Regions from separate parts of the Homo sapiens genome. Here region 2 is linked to region 1. The links are chromatin loops, found by intact Hi-C in ENCODE. Cell type or tissue: heart right ventricle. All regions are shown on one strand. Each heading gives the region's core, and the rest is flanking DNA. Links, peaks and the distances in the headings are about the cores only. Region 1 overlaps LBH (LBH regulator of Wnt signaling pathway). Region 2 holds the start of LOC102723594 (a long non-coding RNA gene).

Evidence for each region. A loop is a pair of places that touch in the nucleus more often than their neighbours do. Peaks named below come from ENCODE experiments on the same cell type or tissue, not always from the same donor. Only the 100,000 strongest peaks of a DNase experiment are listed, where the experiment ranks them.
Region 2: a loop joins it to region 1, with 2.3 times the contacts of the local background. A loop is called at or near these places in 12 of 110 quality-filtered maps.

The regions. Positions count from the first base shown.
Region 1 is chr2:30,242,514-30,250,850 of GRCh38, forward strand. All of the region lies in intron 2 of LBH (LBH regulator of Wnt signaling pathway), which reads left to right. Among named protein-coding and RNA genes, the nearest start is that of LBH, 15 kb to the left of the region's middle. In heart right ventricle, for the core only: no CTCF peak of the experiment used is centred there; no DNase peak of the experiment used is centred there; H3K27ac peaks cover 6,333 bases.
Region 2 is chr2:30,293,470-30,301,806 of GRCh38, forward strand. LOC102723594 (a long non-coding RNA gene) reads right to left here and starts at 7,227. Exons shown (of 3, transcript XR_427017.4): 1 at 6,808-7,227; 2 at 2,824-2,992; 3 at 1-361. RefSeq lists enhancers at 77-136, 307-356, 7,410-8,092, 8,093-8,337 and a silencer at 850-1,020. In heart right ventricle, for the core only: no CTCF peak of the experiment used is centred there; no DNase peak of the experiment used is centred there; H3K4me3 peaks cover 1,672 bases; H3K27ac peaks cover 3,381 bases.

The DNA.
Region 1 (8,337 bases), core at 287-8,286:
ATTACAGGCGTGAGCCACCACGCCCGGCCAATATTTATTCTTTATAGAAATTTAGGAAAATACAGAGACATGGGAAGAGAAAAAAAATCCACACCCATATTTCTATCACTGAAACATTTTGGTATGTTTACTTTCAGTATTTTTCTATGCACTTAAAAAATAAAATTGAGACCATACTGTACATGCTGTAGTGAATCCCTTTTTCACTTAATATAATATCGTGACTATGTTCTTGTCATTTGGTTTTCTTTGTAAAATTCTATTATGTAACATTTCTTAATGCTGAATATTTAGGTTGTGGCATATTATGTTCTTACAAAGAACACTATTCTGAACATCATTTTACAGAAATCTCTGCACAGGTCTGATTTGTTTCTTTGGAATAAGTTCCTGGAAGTAGAATTACTGATTCAAAGAGATTCAACATCATTAAGCCTTCTGATTATATGTTACCTTAAAAACAGAAAAGATCAAAGAGTTTATCAAAATATAAGCTCCCAGCATTGAAAGCTCTAGCAAATAGAATCTCCAGGGTAGAACATCTATAAAGATGGGATAATGGTAGAGCTTTTTGGATAGAATCAGAAAGATATTTGGCTATTTTAAAGTGTTTAGGAGATATTGTACATCTTCCTATTGTTTGTTAATTACTTATTTCAAGCATGATGATAACAGTTGATGATGTTCAAGCAACATTTAGCCAGCATTGCAAAATAGCTGGTGATCATATTCTTGTCCCCTAGTAGGTACACTGACACCCTCTGTGGATTAAAAATGTACACAGGTCAGCGATTACTCAGCTTTTCTCCTTTATTCTATTAATGACATTGAGCATTGTGTAAACCTTGAAGAAGACCAGTAAAATTACATTGTTCTGGAGACCCAAGAAGGTTCACCAGATGCATGCTTTGTCTCTGAACCAACTTGGCTTTCCTGGGGTTCCAGATCTGGCTCATGAATAACTCATGGTTGAGAAATATTCCTTCCCTGGAATTAAGGATGGGCTGGACTCTTTTTTTTTTTTTTTTTTTTTTTGAGATGGAATCTTGCTCTGTCACCTGGGCTTGAGTGCAGTGGCACGATCTCAGCTCACTGCAACCTCCGCCTCCCTGGTTCAAGTGATTTTCCTGCCTCAGTTCCCTCAGTAGCTGGGATTACAGGCACCCACTACATGCCCAGCTAGTTTTTGCATTTTTAGTGGAGACGGGTTTCTCCATGTTGGCCAGGCTGTTCTCGAACTCCTGACCTCAGGTGATCCACCTGCCTCAGCCTCCCAAATTGCTGGGATTACAGACGTGAGCCACTGCGCCTGGCCTGGGCTGGACTCTTAAAAGTAGATCTTAACATAATGGAAGTCTTGGACCCAGTGTCGAAGGGCCACGTACCCAACAACTCTCCAAGGGTCTAGGTGCTTTGCAACACGTAGACAGCCCAGGCCAGTGCTCTAGCAGGGTCCACATACTCCTGATGGTTTACAAAGTTCATTTAGGTGCTATACAGACAGCTTGAAAAATGTAAGACTAGTTTTCCATTTATGTAGTGGTAGATTTTTAAACAAGTATGTTTTAAATAAATGAGTGGAGGAAACTAAGACATGTATGTGGACATAACAGGGATGATGAAGGTGATATCACAAGGCTGACACATACCAGCTTACATGAGTGTGAAATTCCACAGCACAATCCTTTTAGGATCCTCTAAAATGGGTATCTCTTTGGTCATGTGCCCCTCGGGTATGGCAGTTGAAGCATCAGGAACCTTCCTGACTGTTTTCATTGGCAGTTGAGTGTTAGAGATTTGTATGCCAAATTACTTCTTAATAATGCTTATACTACTTCACATTTTAACAAAATGTTAAAATGGGAGGACAGCTGCCTCTGGGGTTCACAGACACTTTCCAAAGGACATGATGGCAGGGAGGGTTTTCAGGAAATCCATTTCCACATCTTAAGCCTTCTTCTCTTGCTTTTTGCAAATTGCATTTCCTGAAGACTAGCTTCACCTGCTTCCTTGTCCTACCTTTCTTTCAAAACTGCCCTTCTCCCCCTTTACAAGAGGAGAACCTGTCGCAATTCAACTCACTATTGCAGTAAGAAACCTTCATTAAGGCTGGACGCGTGGCTCACACCTATAATCCCAGCACTTTGAGAGGCTGAGGTGGGCAGATTGCTTGAGCTCAGGAGTTTGAGACCAGCCTGGGCAACATAGGGAAACTCCATCTCTACAACAAATACAAAAAAAAATTAGCCAGGCGTGGTGGTGTGCACCCGTAGTCCCAGCTACTTGAGGGGCTGGGGTGGGAGGATCGCTTGAGCCCAGGAGGTGGAGGCTGCAGTGAGCTGAGATCGCACCACTGCACTCCAGCCTGGGTAAAAGTGAGACCCTGTCTCAAACAAACAGAAAAAAAAGAAACCTCAATAAAAATTTACCTTTGTGTTTAATAATTATTTGTGATATGTTTGTTGATCAGTTATATACTAATAGCTGCAATAAACCAATCCAGAATTTGTAAATTAACAAAGCCTTAAAGTAGGACATTTTTTAAAATATCATTTTGTATGCATAAATACATCTTTTTATTGTAGAGAATTATGAAAAGCTAATGACTAAAAACTTTCAAACATAAAAATATATTACATCAAGAAAAAATTCTGTGGAGAAGTAGAATGGAAATACAGTTTTACATAGAGAAAGTAAGAATACAAGATTTGACTTAAGAGCTTGTTCTTGAGTTTTTTAATAGGTCATGGTTGCCGTCAAATTCTTATGGTATTTGTAATCCATTTAGTACATTTAAAAGAGTGGTATGTATATTTTATTTTAAAATGTCAATATGTATAATATATCAGGGATTTTAGAACATGTGAAAGGAGACAGAGTTGTTCAGAATTCCACTGGGGACTACACTAGAAGTTCGGAAACCATGGATACGTACACTTTCTTCAGAATCAAAGCGATGGCACTGTAGGTCCTCAGAGGGGAGGGCAGCTTTGAGCTTGGTCCTATCACCTTGATAAGGAATGTCCTCTACAGTAGCCTGACATCGGGTTACCTAGATATTCTTTGGACACTGTGACACAGAGTCCAGAACCTCTCAGCACAGAGGGATTACAGACTTAAGAATCCGGATAACTGGTTTCTAATCTTGGCTTTGCTGCTACCTATGTCATCTCAGGCAACTCACATCACCTATTTGGGCCTGATTTCCATGTGTATAAGTGAGAGAACTAATCCTTATTGTGTTTTTTAAAAGTCGAATAATGACATGAAATCCACCATCCTAATCCTAAGATGTGCCCGTTGGAGTTTAAAAAACAAAAGCAACAACAAAAACCTGTTCTTTCCCTACCTATCAGCCTTTCAGATATCAGAAGGCACCTTTTATGTTCCCCTCAAATCTTTACCAGTTTTAAAATATGTTGTTTTTCAACCTTGACTTACATAGTCTTTTTTTTTTTTTTTTCCCTTGAGACACAATCTCACTCCGTCACCCAGGATGCAGTGGTGCCATCCCAGCTCACTGCAACCTCCGCCTTCCGGGTTCAAGGGATTCTCATGCCTCAGCCTCCCAAGTAGCTGGAATCACAGGCGTGCACCACCACGCCTGGCTAATTTTTGTGTTTTTAGTAGAAATGAGGTTTTGCCATGTTGGCCAGGCTGGTCTCAAACTCTTGACCTCAAGTGATCTGCCCGCCTTACCTCCTAAAGTGCTGGGATTATAGGCGTGAGCCACTGCACCTGGCCCATAGTCATCTTACTGAGGATTATTTCTCCAGGCCAACTATTCTCAAACCTTTTGGTCTCGGTCCCTTTCACACTCTTAAAACTTATTTTAGGACTACCCAAAGAGCTTCTGTTCATGATTATGTCTTTTGTTTTGATTATGTCTTTTGATATTTACTGTTTCAGAAATTAGAACAATTTTCAAAATTTTTACTTATTCATTTAGAGTAACAAAACTGTTACATGTTAATGTAAATAACAGTTTTTAGTAAAAAATATATTTTCCAAAACAGAAAATGTTTAATGAGAGGAGAGGCATTGTTTTACGTTTTTGCATGGCTGTTTAAAGTCTAGTTTAATAGAAGACTAGGCTAGACTCTCATGTGCTTCTCCAGTCAATCTGTTGCAGTATGTGTTGGTTGTTGGTTGAAGTCAATGAAGGATATCTAGCCTATGCAGATTTGTTTCTTTGGTACTTCACTAGTTTTTTTCCTCTTTCTTTCTCTCTTTCTCTTTTTTCCTTCCTTCTTTCTCTTTCTTTCTTTCTTTTTCTTTCCTTCCTCACTCACTCCCTCCCTCCCTCCCTCCCTCCTTTCTTTCTTTCTTTCAGCGTTTTGCTCTGTCACCCAGGCTAGAGTGCAGTGGCATGGTCATAGCTCACTGCAGCCTCCAACTCCTGGACTCAAGTGATCCTCCTGCCTCAGCCTCCCCAAGTCCCTATGACTATAGATATGTGCCACCATGCCTGGCTATTTTTTTTTAATTGTAGAGATGGGGTCTCACTATGTTGCCCAGGCTTGTCTTGAAATCCCGGCCTCCAGCAGTCCTCCCACCTCAGCCTCCCAAAGTGCTGGGATTATAGACATGAAACACTGTGCCCAGCCAACAAGTGGTAGTTTCTTAAATGTTAGTGGCAATGTGATATCTGACATCTTATCAATGACCTTTTTGTACACTAAAATTCATTAGTCTATTTTGCACTTTGAGTGCATCTTTTACCCATGCTTAGTGTAATGTTCTGATCATTTGGAAAATATAGGTTCACCAAGTTATGCAGGTCTTCAAAATGTTGACTCATTTCATTATACAATATCATAAAATCACATTTCTTAATGTCTCTACTGATCTCAAGCATTAGGAAGCTGTCAGGCTCATGGTGGCTGATACAACTTTTTCAAAATTCTAATTTTCACTTGAAAGCTCTATTTTTATCATTGGTGACAAATACTGTTATTTTCCTTGAAGTGACAGGCTCACTTTGTCACTTTGTCCATTTTTGAGAAAATGCCTGCCAAATACCCAAGTTGGAATAACTACAATTTGTTGGTCATTCTTTCAAGTAAGAATGGTGCTCCGTGGCATGAGCGGCTAGTTCAGCTGGCAACTCTGTCACATGACTGCTTTCCTCAAGACAGCTGTTGTACTTCCGTCAGCAGCAGAAATGTTGTAGGCTAACTGTCCATTTCACTGTGCCACATACATAAGTGACATGTGGTTGAGTCAATATTTAATATAAATTACTTTTTACCACTTCATCAAGGGCATTAATTTTTTTTGTTTGCTTGCTTTCGTTTTAATCGTGAGGGTGAGCTGGCGAACAATTGATGATGCCAAGTATGGTTTGCTGCCACTATGTTAATTCTCGCCAAGGTGCCAGCAGTTTCTTCCACTGTTGCTTTCTATACCCTTAGTGCAAGTGTTAACACTGAAAAAGGCAAACGACATCTTAGTATTACTATGAAAATATGTTACCTCTGTGGAGGCTCCCTCACTGAAAGGATCTTGGCAGTTGAGCTTGGAGAATGGCTGCCCTAGGCTAAATAGAATATGCCTGATGAGAGGGTAGCAGGTCCATCAGCTCTCTGTTAGTGTAGATGGTTTCATTGAAAGGCATATACCTCTAGGAATATAGCCCTATTTGCTTCAGTTGTTAGCCTCAATGCTGCAGTTGTGATCAACTAAAATCTCCAAGCTTCTTTTATGGGAGCTACTATCAAGGAAGACGTCTTGCGTGGGGCAAAAAAATTTTTTGTGGAGGACAAAGTGAGTCGTCCTGGTAGTGCACTGTAGAATGGGTAGAGACGGAATGAAAGTGGAGTAAAGGCCGTGGGGCAGGGCTGCAAGGAAGGCCTTCGAGATTTGTTTCCATCCAGGGATGTTTTTGGAAGCTACGTGGTGGGGGTTAGGAAGGGAACCCAAACAAGAAATGGAAGGCAATGGGACAGGCTAAATATTCAAGATTTGTGTTTCCAAAAAAAGAATGCGGGGATAGTTAGAAATGGCAGCTGAGAGAGGTGTGACCATGGGACATTGGGTAGTACTAGTGGAGGGAGGATAGAGAGACGGATGTGCCACCCACAGATGCCTGGAGGTGACAGGGGGCCAGTCTTCTTTCCAGAAGGTAATGATGATACAGTCAAAAAGTCGTGAATATTTGAAGTCATCTGTGCCTGATAACAAGTCTTTTCTCACTGCCCCGGAGAAAAAAGTTCTCTAACATTCCAAAAGCCTCCTCATTCCACTGGGCCCAGAGTTAGCAGTAGAAATTAGTGCAATTAATTAGAATTTGGAACTCCTGACTCGCAGGATGGGTGTGTGTTTGAGAGATGTTTATGAAAGATGGTGTTTATCCAAAGGATTTCCTTTTCTTTTAAGTTTCAAGGCTGGAGGCTTAAGCATCTTTGATCCAAAGGAAGGAGGTCTAGCAGTTGTTATAAGCCCCAAATCTTTGCTTAAGTCCTCTATAGGATTAGAGGCACCAGGGCAAGGCAGAACAGAGTGAGGTGGATGTTCTGTAACCCCAGTCCAGGGGAGATTTAAGGAAGATGAGAGTCTTAAAGATGGACAGTCTCTGAGTAGAGACTGGAGAATATTCTTCCTTCCCTGCATCTAGTTAGTAGCCCTGCTGCCCCTTTGCTACAATTCTTTCTGTTCTTATTAGCCACATTTCACGTGGAAAAGCCAGTAAAATGCAAATAATAATAATGATGATAATAAAATAGCAGGAGGCAAGTATTTCAAAGACGGAATTTCTTGCCTTCACACATTGTTAGGGGGCAAAGAACAGGTGGGTTTTTTATTTGAATTAGCTGCTGCTTGTTCATTCATCCCTTGGCAGAGCAGGATGCTGGTAGAGATCTGCCCATTGTTATAAGCCAGCCCATCGTAGGAAGGAAGGAACACACAAGGCAATTCATTGTTGTTCTCCAGGAGAAGTAAGAAATCCAGACGTTGGGAAGCTGAGGGGCAGGCCCCTGGAGTAAGTGAAAGGAGGAGGTAGAAGAAGAGGAAGGCCTCTGGTTGGGGGCGGGGTAGTGACAAGGGCATGGTTTTCATTCCCCCGGTCCTAACCCACGCCCTGGGGAAACAGAGCCACAGGGAGGGAAGTGATGAATGAAGTTGCAGCCATTTCTCCTAAGAACTCGGCCTAGGATTTGTGGGCACAAGCCCAGGAGTGCTGCGTATTTGCTCCTGTCCCAAGCCACAGCTGTTGACCCCTTGGTTCCTCACTCTAAATGCTGCTGGGGGACCCCAGCTTTACCTAGTAAGAACCATCATTAGGAAGGTAGAGTTTACAGGGCATGTTCACACATACCTGTGTTTGATTCTCTCCAAAGCCCTGCAAGATCAGCATTAGCACTGACCCAAATTATAGAGGAGTAGAGGAGGAGAATAGGCCACCGCTTCGATGAGCCTGTCAGGCACTGTGCTGGCTCTCAAGGCACAGCACTGTGACCTTGCCAACCATACCGTAAAGTGGAAATGATTTTCTCATTTTACTCGGGAGGCAGCTGAGGCTCAGAGGCGATAAAATGACGTGACCAGGGTCATAGCGATAATAAAAGATGGAGGCGAGGAAAAAGCCAGATCCTTCGGACTCTGTGGTCTGCCTGTGGGAAGAGCAATTTTCCTGAGCGGGTTTGGGCTGATTGTTCTTACTTCTCTGCAACAAGAGAGGGTAGAAGCTTACTGTGTGGTTTTGTCCACAGTGCCTTAGGGAGCTAGCCTGGTTATGTATCTCAGGCTCGCTCCCCTCCCTCTCCACCCCCGGCCTTCCTCTTTCCTCTTTCCACCTTTGCAAAAAAGAGCAAGATGTCCAGGCTCCTGAGGTCTCAGCTTGCAGAGCTGGTCATTAGCCCTTTGTGTCCTGCTAACCACCTTTCATCTCCTCTACCTGCTGGTGTCCGCTTTCCCTATTAGCATCTCTCGGCTCTTTGCAGAGCCCTCGGCCTCTTTGTGGCCAGCTTGGGTTGTTTGTCAGATGATGGCTGAGAGATGCACACTCAGGGGAGGGTGGCTCTGACCAGGAGCGCTCACATTTTCCATGCCAGGTGCCAGGCATCTCTCTCCTCTCCCACCCCAGGGGCAGCCAGGTTTAGGTCACCTGGCATGGAGGCAGACAGTTGATAGCCCGGTCCCTAAATTTGGGGCCTTTGAAGCCCTGGTGTTGCCTTTCAGTTCCCCTCCAAGGGTGAAATGGGAACTGGCTCACCGGCAACTTTTATGCCTAAGCAAGAAGCCTGCTGAGGAATTCCTGGTCTCCAGAAGCTCACCCTCAGGCCCAGGATTCTCTGGTCCAACAGCCTCCACTGTTGGTCGGTCAAACAAACGCCC
Region 2 (8,337 bases), core at 263-8,262, 51 kb after region 1:
CTGTAGTCCAATAACTGTATTTTCTGTCCATATTAGGCCGAGAGTAGGGGCGTCCTCCAGGGTTGTATAAACCATCAGTAGCCAATTCATTTGCACCTGCTACATTATCCACTGATGACTTCAATCAGCTAAGGCAGCCAAGCAACAAGAGGCACTACGTGGGCAAAACGTTGAGTCATCCGCATATCTGCCCTCTGAACACACGAAAATATCCCCACTGTGCATCCTGAGTAACATTTGTGCCAGGTTCCCAGGCAAACTTCCTCCTGAGCTTCCTCCTCCACTCTTCCCTGCTCCAGGCACTGAGCCCTACCCACTCTCAGCCTCTCAGGCTTAAGGGCCGAATCATCCACTCTCAGAGCTTAAAGGAAAAAAAAGAGGAAGGAAGCAGTGAGACTTGATTTGTAACAGCCCTAACTATGGAGCTGGAAGATCTGGGTTCAGATGGCAGCCTGGGTTCCCTAGTTGCATAGTAGATCTCATCTTTCTGAGCTTACACTTCTTCAGCCGTAAAATGGAGATGATAATATTAACTGCTGCTGCTGATCTTTTGACAATTGAGATAATGTATTTTTCAAGGGCCTACCATATACTAAGAGCTAACATTTTTGAGTGTTTACATTTTATCGGATACTCTTCCAAACCATTTACACATTTGTTAACTCATTTCATCTTTATAACACCCTACGATAATCCCAAGGCACAATTATCTTTATTTTATAAGTGAAGAAACTAAGCCACAATGAAGTTAAGTAAATTGTTCAAGGCCCCAGAACTAGAAAGTGGTAGAACCACAATTTTCCGCCACTCAAAAGTGGGCTGACCCTCTTCGTATTTACATCAGGGGTTCTCAGAATGTGGTCTTCAGGCCAGCAGCAGCAGCAGCGGCAGCAGTAGAAACTTGTTAGAAATGATCTCAGGACCCACCCAGAGCTACAGACAGAAATTCCAGGGGCGGGCAATGGCAAACTGGGTTGACAAGCCCCCCAGTTGATTGTGATTTTCAGCCAAGTTTGATAACCTCTGGCCTACACTTTTCCTTCTACCTCCATGGCAGATGACAATTGAACAAATTAGACCCCTTTTCCTCCCAACACCCACTATGTATTAGGCACTTTGTGTGTTATTGTCATTTAATTCTCATAAGAAACTTTTTTTATTTTTATTTTTTATTGAGACATGGTCTCACTCTGTTGCCCAGGCTGGTCTCGAAACCCTGGGCTCAAGCAATCCTCTCCCCTTGGCCTCCCAAAGTGCTGGGATTACAGGTGTAAGCCACCATGCCCAACCAAGCAAGAAACTTTAGAGATTGGTTTTCTCACCCCCATTCTATAGATAGGAGACCTGGACAAGGGGAGGAAGGTGTGGGCCCTTGTACAGGCCATACAGCTAGTAATGTCCCACTCCAATGTCGCACTCCCCGGCTCCTACAACACAAGGCATTCCTCAATGCTGGCTGTGTCCTGTCATCCCCAGATCCCTGCCTCACTCCCTCACTCCATTCCCCAGCAGGGACCCTGGGCCTCTGCAGGCCTCGAACCACCGCTCCTGGCTATGAGGTCCGTCCTGGTTCTAGGGCTGTAACCCCAAGTCAGCTTTATCCAAGCTGCTCTGTGATCTTCTGTTCTAGGGCAAGCACTAGAGATGACTCCCATGACCAAGCCTTCACCCCATAGCCCCTCCGGCCCCAGGGGACCAATCTGGTGTCCCTTTAGTTTGGGCCATCTCATGAGTTCTCCAGCCCCTTAGTGCCTTGAGCTTGGTTTTTTGGGGTCAATCCCTTCAAGTTGTGGAGAAATGCCCCTGGGCCCCAGACCCCAGCAGGGTCCCCATGTCTCCTTCCCGACCATACATCCCTGCCAGTGTTAGGAATAACGCTCAAAATCCTAAGGAAATTGAACACTTGAACAAAGGATTCTTAGCAAAGAAATTTTACTTCTGCGCAGAGGGGTGCCTCCTTGGCCAGTCGCCATGAAAGCACACCTGTAGGAAGGGGCACAAGAGCCTTTATTCCTGATGCAAGTCCTGCCCCTATACCCTTTCCCTATTGGCCAGGGTCAGGTCGTACAATCTAAACTAATCCCGGTTGGCTAAACATTTGATTTTTTTAGATAAGGTGGGCACATAAAAGAAAGTGGAGGGGAAGGGGGAGGGGTGTCTGTAGTGAGCTAAAAAGTGAGTCCTCTTTCCAAATAAGGAAAGGAGTGTGAGCTGGTACTGATAACGCCTGGTACTGTGGCGTGCCTGGGCATCTAACAAAGGCAAAAAGGGGAAAAGGAGAAAAGGCAGGGGCGTGGGGGGTACTATGAATTAAAGAATAAAAGATTGATGAGATTATTTGAAGAGAAAGCTCATCATATCCCAAACCAGTTTCCTACTTCTGGTCACCCAGCCCCATCACTCTTCACAGTCAACACTTACTGTCACTTTTGCTACTCCCCAACCCCGACAGTGATTCCCACCTATTCTCTGACTCCCTTAGGACATTAGGTGCCTGAAACCCTGTCCCTGAGACCATCATTATCTCAAACCCCCCTCTGTCTTCTAGAAAGGATCCCTTTGCCCAAGAGTTAAGGCAGGTTTCCTCTGGGCCTCAGAAGATGCTGCCATGTCATGAGCTCAACCAGAGGCTTCACTGACTGGGGAAACAGACTGGAGGAGCACGCCTGCCTGCCTCTGGGAGCCCCCGGCCCACCCTGCAGGGCTTGAAGAGGTCTTTTCACCCAGGCCCTTCCCTTTCACCCACTGTGCTCCTGGCCTTGGTCCTCTCTGCAGTGGGACTTTAGCAGTGGCCCCCTTAGGAGCCTCCAACGTGATACTCACACATTCTTTGTGGATCCAGAGTCAAGGCTGGGTCTGGATACAGGAAGGTCAGGGCCTCCAGGATGTGTGCTGAAGCACTCTGTTAGGTGGCCTGAGGGCCAACCCAGAATGAAATTTATCAGGACCATCTTGCAGCTTTTAGCAGATATCGGGGTCATTGCCTACCACACTGTGGAAAGACAGGAGGGAGGCTCTTAAATTACCCCCTCTGATGTTCCTGGAGAGGGAGGTAAGGAAGGAACATGCTCTTTGCCCAAAGCCATGTGAGTTAGAACCCAGACTCTGTGGGTTCTAACTCTGAACACCCTGTCTCCACTAAGTCTTGTCTGGGAGCTGGAGCACCCAGGTGAAGCCAGGGCATTTCCAAGGGGGAAGCTTGGCTGCCTGCCCATGAACTTGGGCCTGTGGCTCCTGTAGCCTGGAGGCAGGGTGGGATGGGGAAGGGCACAGGCTCTGGGGGCACAGAGACTTGAGTTAGAAGCCTGATTTAGCCCTTTTCCTAGCTGTGGGAATTGGGCAAGCCATGCAATCCCCCAGGTCACCATTATGCCACCTGGATATAGGGGAGAAACATCTGTTTTATAACATTGTTTAGAGGACTCAAAATATTTCGTGTGTACAGTATTTCATGTGTGTACTGTGGCTCACACACTCACCTCCCTGTATTTCGTGTGTACAGTATTAAATGTATGTACTGTGGCTCACACACCTGCCTATATTTTGTGTGTACAGTATTTCAAGTGTGTACTGTGGCTCACACACTCACTCCCTGTATTTCATGTGTACAGTATTTCATGTGTGTACCATTGCTCACACACTCATCTCTCTGCATTTCGTGTGTACAGTATTTCATGTATGTACTGTGGCTCACACACCTTCCTGTATTTTGTGTGTACAGTATTTCATGTGTGTACTGTGGCTCACACTCTCACCTGCCTGTATTTTGTGTGTACAGTATTTCATGTATGTACCACTGCTCACACACTCACCTCCTTGTATTTCATGTGTACAGTATTTCATGTGCGTACCATTGCTGACACACTCACCTCCCTGTACTTCATGTGTACAGTATTTCACGTGTGTACCACTGCTCACACACTCACCTCCTTGTATTTTATGTGTACAGTATTTCATGTGTGTACTGTGGCTTACACACTCACCTCCCTGTATTTTATGTGTACAGTACTTTGTGTTGTATACTGTTGCTTACACGCTCACCTCCCTTGCCCTTCATCTCCCCACTCTTGCTCATATATTCCCCTCTTTACTCCACCCCTATCCCCATTTGTGTTGATTCTAATCACTGGAGAAAGAGCAGAGCTCACAGCAGAACAGTCCTGACAGCAAGTAGGAGAACTTGAGCCATGTCAAGAGGGTCTGTTTCATCTGTTGGAAAGGTTAGGCCAAATGCAACCCCTACAGTGGGTGGCCAGGCAGTCTGGGTACCAGACCCAGGGCAAGGCTGCTGCTACCCATCTCCCCTGCTGCTTGGTGCAGCGTTCCAGGGCCCAAGCATTGACCTCCATACAGGCCACGCAGCCCAGGCCCCGGGTGACTGGGAAGCTGCAGTGGGAGGTGGCAGCTTCCTGCAGTGAGAGGGTCAAGATGGGAAGTTACAAACTCACAGGTGGGGGAAACTCAGTATTCAGAAGAATTACCTGCTGGAATGGGAGCTCTCTGAGATCAAAACTTTTCTTTGCGCCTGTACCTAGAGAAATGCCCATAGTAAGGGCCCATAAATAGCTCTTAAATTAATAAATGAATGAACAATTCATTCCTTCTTCAAAGTGTCCAGTGGATCCACTAATGGGTAGTTAGGAGACTTAGATAAGTTAATGATACAAAAGTATTTTGTCAGCTTTTTGTGTTTTTAACTTACATAAAATAGAAGTCACTTTGGATGTAGAGTCCTCTCTGAGTTTTAATACAAGCACAGATTCATGTAACCACCACTACTAACAAGATAAAGAACAATTCCTATATCACAAAGCATTTCCTCATGCTATGCCTTTGCATTCAGGCCCTTCCTTCATCCCAAGCTCTGTGCAACCACTGATCTATTTTCTGTTCCTGTAATTTTGCCATTTTCAGAATGCCATATAAATGGAATTACACAGTATGTAACCTTTCGAAACTGGCTTCTTTCACTTAGAGTTTAAAGAAAGGGGAAGGAGGATGGAAGCAGTGAGCTCTGATTTGTGACAGGCCTTTCATTTAGCATCATGCATTTGAGAGTCATTTAAGTCGTTGTATGAATAGTTTTTTCCTCTTTACTGCACAGTAGTTTCCATTGTATGAACGTCCCACAGTTCGTTTATCCGCTCATCCAATGAGGGACATTTGGGTTGTTTTCACATGTTGGAGCTTATGAGTAGTGCCGCTATGCATATTGGTGTAGTTTTTGGTAGGAGAATGTTTTCATTTCTCCGGTAGAAATACCTAGAAGTGGGATTGCTGTGTTGTATGGTAAATAGATTCTACTTTATAAGAAATAATCAAACTATTTTCCAGTGTGGCTGTACCATTTTGTATTCCCACCACCAATGTATGAGAGTTCCAGTTTCTTCACATCCTTGTGAGCATTTGGTATTGTCAGTATTTTTAGCCAACCTAATAGGCATGAGATGGTATCTCATTCTGGTTTTAATTTGCATTTCCTTTTTTTTTTTTTTTTTTTGAGACGGAGTTTCGCTCTTGTTGCCCAGGCTGGAGTGCAATGGCACGATCTCGGCTCACTGCAACCTCTGCCTCCCGGGTTCAAGTGATTCTCCTGCCTCAGCCCCCTGAGTAGCTGGGATTACAGGCACGCACCACTACGCCTGGCTAATTTTGTATTTTTAGTAGAGACGAGGTTTCTTTATGTTAGTCAGGCTGGTCTCGAACTCCCAACCTCAGGTGATCCGCCCACCTCGGCCTCCCAAAGTGCTGGGATTACAGGCGTGAGCCACCACGCCCGGCCAATTCGCATTTCCTTAATCACTAATGAGCATCTTTTCATGTATTCGTTTGCCATTTCTATATCTTAATTGGTGAAGCATCTTTTCAAATCTTGCCTAGTTTTTAAAAATTGGTTGTTTCTGATCTTACTTTTACGAGTTCTTTTTATAGTCTAGATGTCTGTTGTCTGATATGTGATCTGCAAGTATTTCCCCCCAGTTTGCAGCTTTTCTTCTCATTCTCTTTAAAATGTCTTTCACAAGAGTAAAGGTGTTTAATTTTGATAAAGTCCAATTTATTGTTTTTCTTTTATAGAGCATGGTTTGGTTGTCGTATCTAAGAACTCTTTGTTTAAGTCAAGATTACAACGATTTTCTCCTGTTTTCTTCTAAGAGTTTTATAGTTACATACTTTACATCTAGGTCCATGATCTATTTTTAATTCACTTTTCTATAACGTGAGGCACAGGTCAAGGGTAATTGTTTTTGCATAGGATATCAAATTTCTCCAACATCATTTATTAAAAAGACTGTCCTTTTTCCATTGAATTCCCTTTATATATCTTTGCCAAAAATCAATTGACCATATTTGTGTGTGTCTATTTCTAGACTCTTTATTCTGTCTATCCTTTCACCAATACCACACTGTTTGCATGACTGTAGCTTGATAGTATCAGGTAGTGTGAGTCTCCAAATTTGTTCTTTCCCAAAATTGCCTTGGCTTTACCTTCTCATATAAGTGTTAGAATTCACTTGCCTGTATCCACAAAGAATCCTGCTGTGCCTTGGCTTGGGATTGTGTTACATCTACAGTTCAATTTGCGGAGAATTGGTATCTTAACTTCAAGAAGGATTCCAATCCATAAACATGCTACCCTGGGGAAGCCAGGTGACACTAACGCCTGCCTGGGGGTGGGAGGCCCTCCCGGCCCCAGCCCAGCTCTGCCAAAAACAGCTGAGTGAGCTTGGGAAAGTTACTTTCCCTCTCTGGCCCTCAATGTCCTCAGCTGTGAAATAGAAAGGTCGGTTAGTTAAACAGAAAGATTACCTTTCAGCTCAGAAGTTCTGGGATTCCCAGTGTAACCTTGAAATGACCTGCTAGGAACAGGAGAGATATTATCAGGTCTCTCCTCAGGGCCTGTCTGATGAGATGGTTCAACAGAGCCACATACAGGAAAAGCCAAATTCACAGCAAACAGCTCAACATGAAAGCCCTGCTGAGTCCAGAGCCCCTGAGTGCAGCCAGCTGAGGGCCTTGCTCTTATTCCTGGGGCACCACAGGCCTTATAAGAAGTCTCCCAATGACAGTCTGAGATAATAGCCTGTCTGTGACAGAACAGCAGACATTGGCCTCTGTTATTCCCAGCCCAGGGAAGTAGTGTGAAGAATAGGCCTTTCTGGGAATGCAGGAGAGAAAATGTTCCCTCCCTCATCCCATCCCATCTCCTCATGTCCAGGCAAAGGAGAGAAAAACCAGGTGGCCCAGCAGCACTATTAATAGTGTTCAAACATTGGAGGCAACCCAAATACCCAACAATTAGGGAATGCTTAAACAAAGGATGGTATGTTGGGACCCTGGAATCCGGCGCAGCTATTAACAATGACAAGTATGTGGATTATGCACTGAAGTGTGTAATAGATAAAATAATGTCAAATAAAAAATGTTGAGAACCAAATAGCACTTGCATATCATTACAGTGATGCTAACATGTTTAGAAATTCCATTGACAAGATTTGGAAAGAAATCGGTTGTAATGCAAACAGAGTTTGTGATTTATAATCTGAGCATAATTGAGCCACTGCTCCATTGAAGTTCTGTGTTAAGTGCTTTGGGGATTCAGAGAAGCCGATGGCTCAAGGCTTGTCCTGGGACGACCTTGCAGCATAGCTGGGGACACATCACCAAACATAAGACTAGGAGGCGAACTCTGACTGAAGGCTGCTTTCACAATTATTCTGTCTGAAGATTCCTAGCTGAGGTATCAAGAGTCTAGGATGGAAGAGCTTTTACAAAACAGTCCTCCCAGGCTTCTTGTTGACAAGGGAGGCAGTTGCTAAGGCACATAATAAAACAAAGCTGGGGGCCGGCTGGAACCCCACCATGGCTGAGGCCCCCGCCTAGGGTAATTCCCTTGGACTTTCAAAGCTCCTGGGACCGTGTGATGGGCCTCAGCACCACGAACCCCCCTAAAGGCTGAGTGTCCCCAGGTGTGACTTCTGAAGTTTCCCAGCCTCCCACCAGCTCTTTGACTTCTGGAGCTCCTGGCCCTCCACCTTGGGGAGCCAGGCAGCTGGAGTAGAGATTCTCTGGGTCTGCTGTCAGGAGGGTACCCGCAAGCCAGAGTGAGCCACTGTGGGCAAGGCTGTCTGGACCCAGGCACCCTGGATGCTGACCCAGGCTCCACTTGCTTGCTGGTGGTCCCAGGCAGGGCACTTAATCCCCTGGGCCTCAGTTTGCATATATGTAGAAGGATCGCAGTGCATTACAAAGCGCCCTACGTTCACTAACGCATCAGCTCTTGTTAGGTTTGTTTACTGATGAAGAAACAAGTTCAGGGAGCCTCCGTGACTAATCCCG